Linked DNA regions of Homo sapiens: region 2 is linked to region 1. Evidence: read pairs that join two places in POLR2A ChIA-PET (ENCODE). Cell type or tissue: B cell. All regions are shown on one strand. Links, peaks and the distances in the headings refer to the core of each region. The heading gives the core; the rest is flanking DNA. Region 1 has its middle 20 kb from the start of USP44. Region 2 overlaps METAP2 (methionyl aminopeptidase 2).

Evidence for each region. Peaks named below come from ENCODE experiments on the same cell type or tissue, not always from the same donor. Only the 100,000 strongest peaks of a DNase experiment are listed, where the experiment ranks them.
Region 2: POLR2A ChIA-PET joins it to region 1 with 11 read pairs; 8 of 35 experiments call an interaction of 5 or more read pairs at or near these places.

Annotation. Positions count from the first base shown.
Region 1 is chr12:95,569,752-95,574,148 of GRCh38, forward strand. No RefSeq gene overlaps it. Among named protein-coding and RNA genes, the nearest start is that of USP44, 20 kb to the left of the region's middle. RefSeq lists an enhancer at 4,374-4,397. In B cell, for the core only: no CTCF peak of the experiment used is centred there; a DNase peak (open chromatin) is centred at 1,810; H3K4me3 peaks cover 835 bases; H3K27ac peaks cover 2,931 bases.
Region 2 is chr12:95,481,044-95,485,440 of GRCh38, forward strand. METAP2 (methionyl aminopeptidase 2) reads left to right here. Exons shown (of 11, transcript NM_006838.4): 3 at 2,172-2,237. Among named protein-coding and RNA genes, the nearest start is that of METAP2, 9.1 kb to the left of the region's middle. In B cell, for the core only: no CTCF peak of the experiment used is centred there; no DNase peak of the experiment used is centred there.

The DNA.
Region 1 (4,397 bases), core at 101-4,100:
TTGACAGATGACAATAAAAATTTCCAATTAAACTATGTATTATAAATTGTTCAATTTTTGGCAGAGTGGATCTTATTGAAGGCACCATAATGATAAGGTAGGATTTAGTTACATACTTTAATTACATACATACTTTGTTTTCTCAAGCAAATGTGTAACAATGGTGTGATCTAGCTACAAAATATTTCCTTAAGATTTTTGTTGGCATGTCAGTGCTAACAATTAGGAATTAAGTGTTTTAAATTTAATCTGAAATTAGTGGTTTAAATACAATGATAAATGGTTTTCATGGTTGTCAGCCTTCATTTAATGTTATATTAAACCTCTTGAGTATGTTATACCACTACTTTGTTATTTAACTGATGGATCTGAAAACCCATAAAGATGCAGTATTTGTCTTACAAATAGCAAATGTATAGTCTTTGATTTGATCATTTAATGTACCCTTTTTTACACAGCCATTTGGCTTTAATCCTGTAACAGGTTATTGTCACTTGTCTTTTCTTTATCTACCAAAATGCCTTCAGTCATTTCATGAATAAATCAATGGAGGGAAGAGAGAAATATGAGTTATCCCAAAGATATATTAATGGCATTATTCCAATATAAATGGAATGAGGAAAAGAAGAATTATGCATTAGTAATGATGTTTTTCATTGCAGAGCAATTTCTACCTCGCAAAGGATTTTCATACAGATCCTCTTTCTTCATACTTAGCATTATATAGCTGAGGAAATTATAGTATTAAGTGACTTGTCTGAAGCCACACAGCAAGCATCAGATCTGGAATTAGAAAGCAAGTCTTCTCATGACCAGCCATTGTTCTTTTATAGTTTACCTTATAGATGGCATGAAAGTGACTTTTTTGTGGAATAGTTATTACAACTTCTCACCCCCCAATGTATCTACTTGTGAAAATAATGGGTTTTTTGTTTTGTTTTGTTTTGTTTTGTTTTGTTTTTTGAGACGAGTCTCGCTCTGTCGCCCAGGCTGGAGTGCAGTGGCGCGATCTCGGCTCACTGCAATCTCTGCCTCCCGGGTTCAAGCAATTCTCCTGCCTCAGCCTCCTGAGTAGCTGGGATTACAGGCGCCCACCACCACGCCCAGCTAATTTTTGTATTTTTAGTAGAGACGGGGTTTCACCATGTTGGTCAGGCTGGTCTCGAACCCCTGACCTCATGATCCGCCCGCCTCGGCCTCCCAAAGTGCTGGGATTACAGGCATGAGCTACCACACCCGGCCTGACTTACATGTTAAGGTGTCCAAATTGATTGAGATGTTCTTCTATCATAATTTATAGAATCTCTTCTACCATAATTTACTTCTTAACTGATGACCTTGGAGAATGAGCAGAATAACAGATGAGAAAGGGCTCAGGGAGAAAGAGAAATGTATATGCTCTCACTGGGCATGGTAGCTCATGCTTGTAGTCTCAGCACTTTGGAGGCCCAGGCAAGAGGATTGCTTGAGTTTAGAAGTTTGAGACCAGCCTGGGCAACATAGCAAGACCTCGTCTCTACTAAACATAAAAAAAAAAAAAAAAAAAAAAAAAAAAAAAAAAAAAAAAAAAAAAAAAAAAAAAGCTGAACATGGTGGCACGCCTGTAGTCCCAGCTACTTGAGAGGTTGAGATGGGAGGATCGCTTGAGCCTGGGAGATCAAGGCTGCAGTGAGCTAAGATTGCACCATTGCACTCCAGCTGGGTGGCAGAGTGAGACCCTATCTCTAAAAAAAAAATGTAAAAAAGAGACCGAGATGTATGTGTTCTCTACACTACTCATTATAAGGATGCAGGTGGGGATCAACTGGTTTATAAACAAGGTTTTACTTCCTCTTCCTGATCTGAACTGTATCATCATTTCCTCTATCTTTATTTGATGTGAAATGTATTGATGGTCATATATCAATTTCTTCTGTAGACTCAGTGATACAGGAAGTGTCCTGGTAAGCACTGGCACCCAAAACAGTAAAGATAAAAGCTTTAGTCTGAATTTTGCAGTTGGGAAAGTTGAAGTTGAGGGTGAAATGACTGAGCCACAGTGGGTTACTTAGCTTCCTGATACCAAGGCAGAGCTGTTTCCTCCAGGATTTGGTGACTTAGTAACCTCCTCCTGTTACTAGAAATTTCTCCTTTAGAGAAAACCAAAATTTGCTTCATTGTGATATTTACCCTCTGGGCCTATGTTTGCCCTCCAAGTCTGCATTGAACAAACGACTTTCTCCTTGTCTCCCCTGCATATGTCTTATGCAGCTTAGGGTCAGAAGTGGATTTGATTTCTGAGGAAACATCACCAACCAAGAATCTTTTTGTTTTTCCAGATAGAGGGTTTTGCTCTGTCACCCAGGCTGCAGTGCAGTGGTACCATCACAGCTCACTGTAGCCTCACACTCCTGGGCTCAAGTGATCTTCCCACCCCAGCCTCCTGAGTGTCTGGGATTACACGGGAGCCCCACCATGCCCTGCTATTTTGTTTTTAAATTTTTGTAGAGATGGGGTCTTGTTAGGTTGCCCTGGCTAATCTTGAACTCCTGCCTCAAGCGATCCTCCCTCCCCAGCCTCCCAAAGTGCTGGGATTACAGGTGTGAGCCACTGCACCTGGCTGTCCAAGGGACTTCTAAACAAAGCTTATTTTTGTTATAATAAAAACAAATGAAGATTAAGCAATCTAAAGACAAAGCCTCCTGAGTAGCTAGGACCACAGTGGCCCATCACCATGCCCAGCTAATTTTTGAATTTTTTGTAGGAACAGAGTTTCTCCATGTTGCTCAGGCTGGTCTGCAGCTCCTGGGCTCAAGCGATCCTCCTGCCTCAACCTCCCAAAGTGCTGTGATTACATATATGAGCCACTGTGCCTGGGCTAGTACATTGTGTTTTATCTCACTCTCTCATCTCAGAGGGAGGCTGAGGTAATTTATGCATATACACATGCACACACCCCATTTGTTGGACATCTACAATGTTCCTAATCCTTACAAGTTAGATTTTATTATCCCCATTTTACAGATGAGGAATCTGTGGTTAGATAACTCTTTAAAATCACTCAGCTAGAAAGTGGCTACAGTGGCATTAGAACTAAAAATTCCCATGGGATGAATGCCTTGGCTTTAAGTCCTTGCTCTTTTCACTGTAATATGCTGCGTGTCTGATCACATGGAATATTTGTGGTAAAGGTAAGAAACTTCAGAAGGCCACAGAACTAGTTTTGGAGCTGGAATCAGTTTTATGTTGTCTTGATTTTGTTCCTATTTGCTTGTGTAGTTTGCTAGATGTTACTTGCTTGAAAAGAAGTATCAATTGGGCTCATTTTTCCCCAAGTCCTTACAAACAGTGGTGCCTGTTTGATGCTTTGATTTAAAAAGAAATTGATAGTACCTTTAAGACTGTATGGATGGCAAGCTACTCCAAGGCTGGACTACATCTCTAGTTTCCTGAAAATGATTCCTCTCTAGGATTTACAGTTTGCTGGCTTTTAAGACATAATAGAAAACACAATTCTCTCCTTAAGCCCTGCAAGTCCTTGGCCGGGCGCAGAAGCTCACACCTGTAATCCCAGCACTTTGGGAGGCCAGGGCGGGGGGATCATGAGGTCAGGAGTTCAAGACCAGCCTGGCCAACATGGTGAAACCTCGTCTCTACTAAAAATACAAAAATTAGCCTGGCATGGTGGTGTGCGCCTGTAATCCCAGCTACTCAGGAGGCTGAAGCAGGACAATCGCTTGAACCCGGAAGTTGCAGTGAGCCAAGATTGCTTCATTGCACTCAAGCCTGGGTGACAGAGTGAGACGAGACTCTGGCTCAAAAAAAAAAAAAAAAAAAAAAAAAAAAAAAAAAAAAAAAAAAAAGCCTTGCAAGTCCTGAGGGGGCCCAGTGCTAAGACAAACGGATATGGTCATTTTCCCAAAAGGTTAAGGAGAATAGTTAGGTACAAGAATACCACACACCATCCTCAAACGGACAGAATTTTTGCCAGATACTGTTAATAAGTCAGATTTAATTGATAGATGGGTAAGATCTGAAATAACAGTCAGTCAAAAACAAGGCCTTTATTCTTCAAATCATTCTAAACTCCAAACTTCCCCCAAATGGCTTGAGATCACATTAAAGCCCAAACCTTCCATTTCTAAAGGAACAGAAATACATCGCAGTTCCCCGAATTCTCTTTCCCTTCAGCGTTGCCTGTCTACTCAGTTTAGACTGTTCTGAACTATCAGGCTCCGGGGTGGTGGCAGGCTCTGCTCACCCCAAGCTTTCCATTTTGATCAGTTTAATTCCCTAGGAGCCGACGACTGCCATCGGAAGGAAGAGAAATTGTGAGCTCGCGCTGGGCTGCCGGGGAGGGGAGGGCTGGCCAGTGAGGACTCCTATCTCTGGGGCTGGTCACCCAGCCTCAAACAAAT
Region 2 (4,397 bases), core at 188-4,187, 89 kb before region 1:
AAAGCTTGAGACTCTTTTTTTTAAAATATGATTTCCAGTTGTCATTCAACAGATATCAACTGATTTGGGCATAGTAGTAACACAAATAAACATAAGCAGCCTCTGCTGGCCAGGCCTGGTGGCTCATGCCTATAATCCCAGCACTTTGGGAGGCTGAGATGCGATTCGAGACCAGTCTGGGCAACTTAGACCTTGTCTCTGCAAAAGATTAAAAAACATTAGCCAGGTATAGTGGTGCGTGCCTGTAGTCTCAGCTATTCAGGAAGCTGAGGTGGGAGGATTTCCTGAGTCTGGGAGATTGAGGCTGCAGTGAGCTGTGATCCTGCCACTGCACTCCAGCTTGGGCAACAGAGTGAGACCCTGTCACAGAAAAACCAAAAAAACCAACCATCTCTGCCTATGAAGAATATGCTGGGATACTGTGAAGAAAAGACATGTAAAAGCACAAATTTCAACATGGTATAATGGTTGGAACTATAAACATATATAGATTAATACTCAGATCCTGGCTCTGCTGCCATCCTGGCACAAAGTTCTATAAATGGTGGCTGTTTTTCTGTACTGAATACAGACATTGGACATTGAATAAGGTAATTAGCCTCAAAAGGATGAAAGTATCAAAGAAGGACCTTTTTGTTCCATTTTAAAGATGAAGAAACCAGGGTAGAGGGAGGCTAAATAACTTGCCCAAGGTCACCCAGATGGAAAGATTTTTAGTATATGTTTAAAATTGGTGATGTATCTTCAAGTATTTGTTTTAGGTTGTGCTACATACACTAGGTATAGTGCTACATACACTAGTCACAACCTAAAACAAATACTTCAAGATTCATAACCAGTTTTAGTCTGGAAAAAACTATTGTTTCTCCAGAACAGAAACTATCTTATTTTTCTGTCCCTATTGCCTGGCACTTAAGAGCCCAACAAACATTTAATGGGGTGAAGAAGGTTACTGTTAACGTTACAGTGCACGATATGTGAATTAGATTATAATTTTTCGTGTGCCTTTTGTTAGGCTTTTGAATCTAAAAATCCATAATGAATAAGTCAGCAATATTTGTGTTTTGGGTTTGTTGTTGTTAGGATACAAGATCTCCCTCCCGTCACCCAGGCTGACGTGCTGTGGCTCGATCTCAGCTCACTGCAGCCTTGACTTCCCTGGCTCAGGTGATCCTCCCACATCTCAGCTTTCCAAGTAACTGGGACTATGGGCGCATACCACCACACCTGGATAATTTTTTGTACTTTTAGTAGAGACAGGGTTTCACCATGTCCTCCAGACTGGTCTCAAACTCCTGGGCTCAAGTGATCCACCTGCCTCAGCCTCCCAAAGTGCTAGGATTACAGGTGTGAACCACTTTACCTAGCCTAATATTTGTACTTCTACTGTTCTCTTCTGCCTGCTAGGTTTTTGATAATTTCATAAGATTGAACATAAGAAATGGTGATTTTGAGGCTGGGTACAGTGGCTCACGCCTATAATCCCAGGACTTGGGAGGCCAAGGCTGGCAAATCACTTGATGTCAGGAGTTCGAGACCAGCCTGGTCAACATGGCGAAACTCCATCTCTACTAAAAAAAAAAAAAAAAAAAATTAGATGGGCATGGTGGCATGCACCTGTAATCCCAGATACTTGGGAGGTGGAGGCTGAGACATGAGAATCACTCAAACCTGGGAGGCGGAGGTTGCAGTGAGCTGAGATTGCGCCATTGCACTCCAGCCTGGGCAACAGAGCTAGACCCTGTTTCAAAAAAAGAAAGAAAAGAAGTGGCAATTTTGACCAAAAATGGTCAAGTATTGGCATTTTCATATGGTTCAACCCACGTAAGTCCTAGATCACGTTACCTCCCACTTTGCTAAACTGCTGCTTCCTGTTTCTAAATTTTTTAGTGTTGGAGTCTCACTATGTTGCCCAAGCTGGATTCCAACTCCTTGGCTCAAGTGATCCTCCCACCTCAGCTTCCCTAGTAGCTGGGACTATAGGCATGTGCCACCACACCTGGTAGCTGCTTCCTATTTCTTATTTCAGTGAAAGAATAAATGTAAACAAGATAAAATAAACTAACGTTTGTTCATTTATTGAATAGAGCAAATACTTGTCTCCTTGTACTTGCTTTGTCCCTCTGCTTATGAGGTTTAAATGAACATGTACTTGAAATGTCTTTTCTTAGATGGAGATGGCGATGGAGATGGAGCAACTGGAAAGAAGAAGAAAAAGAAGAAGAAGAAGAGAGGACGTTAGTGTCTTAAGTTAATGTTAATTGATATATTAGAAGTGTTTATTCTGTCGGGTGTGGTGGCTCACACCTGTGATCCCAGCTACTCCGGAGGCTGAGGCAGGAGAATTGCTGGAACCCAAGAGACGGAGATTGCAGTAAGCTGAGATTGTGCCACTGCACTGCAGCCTGGGCAACAGAGTGAGACTCTGTCTCAAAAAAAAAAAAAAAAAAAAAAAGAAGTGGTTATTCACTGACAGGTTTGAAGAGTAGGTTTGAAGTTGCTTAAGGTCCTGATATATGTTAGGGAAATAAACTTAGGCTTAATAGAAGCAGAATTTAGTGAAACTAATAATTATTTATTAGTTTAATAACTTTGGTTTAACAATCCTTTATTTTCTTTAGCTGTTAGCTAAGGGATGTCGATATGAATTGGTTGCATTTTACTGCAAGTTAGGGATGAGTTTCTAAAAATTTTATGATTTAAAACTTGCATAATTTAAAGAATAATTCTGTCAAGAATGGCCGAAGTGGTGCCATGGTGGTGGTAGGGTAAGCGTTGTTTGTAATTTACCTTCCAGCTTTTAAATTATGAGATTCTTGATGAGTATTTAATGAGGAATCCCGTTATTTAAGATGTGTGCATATGGTGAGACTTTATTATTAATAATAACTTTTATATTGTACGATCAGATTTGTATAAAATATCCTGCTTGTTTTGAGTTTCTGTAAGTGCCACAACCAAACATCATCAGGTGCCCGAAAATATATTAAGGAGGCTGAAGGGAGATTTCGTAGTGTTGAGGAAGAAAGGTTGGGTTGAGAATCACAACATGTAAGTTTTAATCTTGGATGCCATTTGGGCTGTTGTAGACCACTGAATGTCTGGTTATGCCTTCCTTTAAAATTTTTCAGGCTAAAATTTTATGAATCAGAATTTTGGGGGCTTGGTAGTGATTCCCCTGGTCTCCAGGTGGAGGTGGAATAGCCTTCTTTGCATTTAGGCGTCCATCATTACTAGATCCTTCCACTCTAAGAAGAGGATGTCAGCTATTCTCGTAGCCTGTGAGGGCCCATGAGTCTGTATTTGATGAGCACAGGATACTTGCATTCCAGGAATCTTCCAGGGGCTATATTGTCCTATTCTTTCCATTAAAAAAAAATTATTAAAAGTTTGGCTATAAGAAATAGTGTTACCTGAGAATGAATTAAGAGATACCTATTTCTTAAATTAAAAAAAAAAAAAAGATAACTATTTCTTCAAATACTCTAAATTGCTCCCTTCTGAAGGCAGACCAGCAGGGAGGAGTGTTGTTAGAGGACTGTTTTATATTTGCCCTTGACAGAATTCTTCTGACAGATGTTTTAAGTATGATGCCATTAACATTTGTTCTGCTTCCTCTGAGGATGTTGTTGAATGTACTGTTCATTATATTTCTTTATGAGGTACTCTTTTTTTTTTCTGCTTAGTATCAAGGATAATTGTGTTTTTTTCTGAGTATCAGTCTGTTTCATCTCAGAACCATTGTGACCTGTGCAAATAATTTTTTTTTAATGTTGGCTACTAAAGGGCTTAGAGCCAAATGTGTGGTTTTTGTGTTGGCCTCATTTCAGGTACTATTCTATGTTCTTGTTTTGGTTTTTACTAATTTACTTTGAATGTCTCTTTATTTGTTTATTTTTTATATCCTGGTAGACTTCTTGAATCATTTCTGTAACAAGCCAAATAATATAATCATGGGCAGTTCACTGCCCTCATTTTCCTCATCTATACAGTGGGAAAATTATAAATGTTAGTTAATGATAACCATAGTACAGATTATTACAGATAATTCATAGTTTTATATAATGACTTGGATGTAATACATTATAATTTTCGAAGGTTATCCAGGATTTCATCTGATCGTTCATTTTGTAGATGAGGAAACTGAGGATTGGTACTATTTAGCCATTTGTTCAAGTCATAGCTAATAAGTGGTAAAGGCTAGACTTCAACTTTGATATTCTGATTACAAATTGTGTATTTTTTCTCTAATGATCTTTTTAAGTCCCTTGTCATGTAATTTATGCACAATATAAAAGGCATCTTTATCAGATTTGTAGATGAGATAAAGTTGGAGTGATAAATACTTTGACAAAAGTTACGATTTCAGAAAACCATGATTGATTATGTATGCTTTT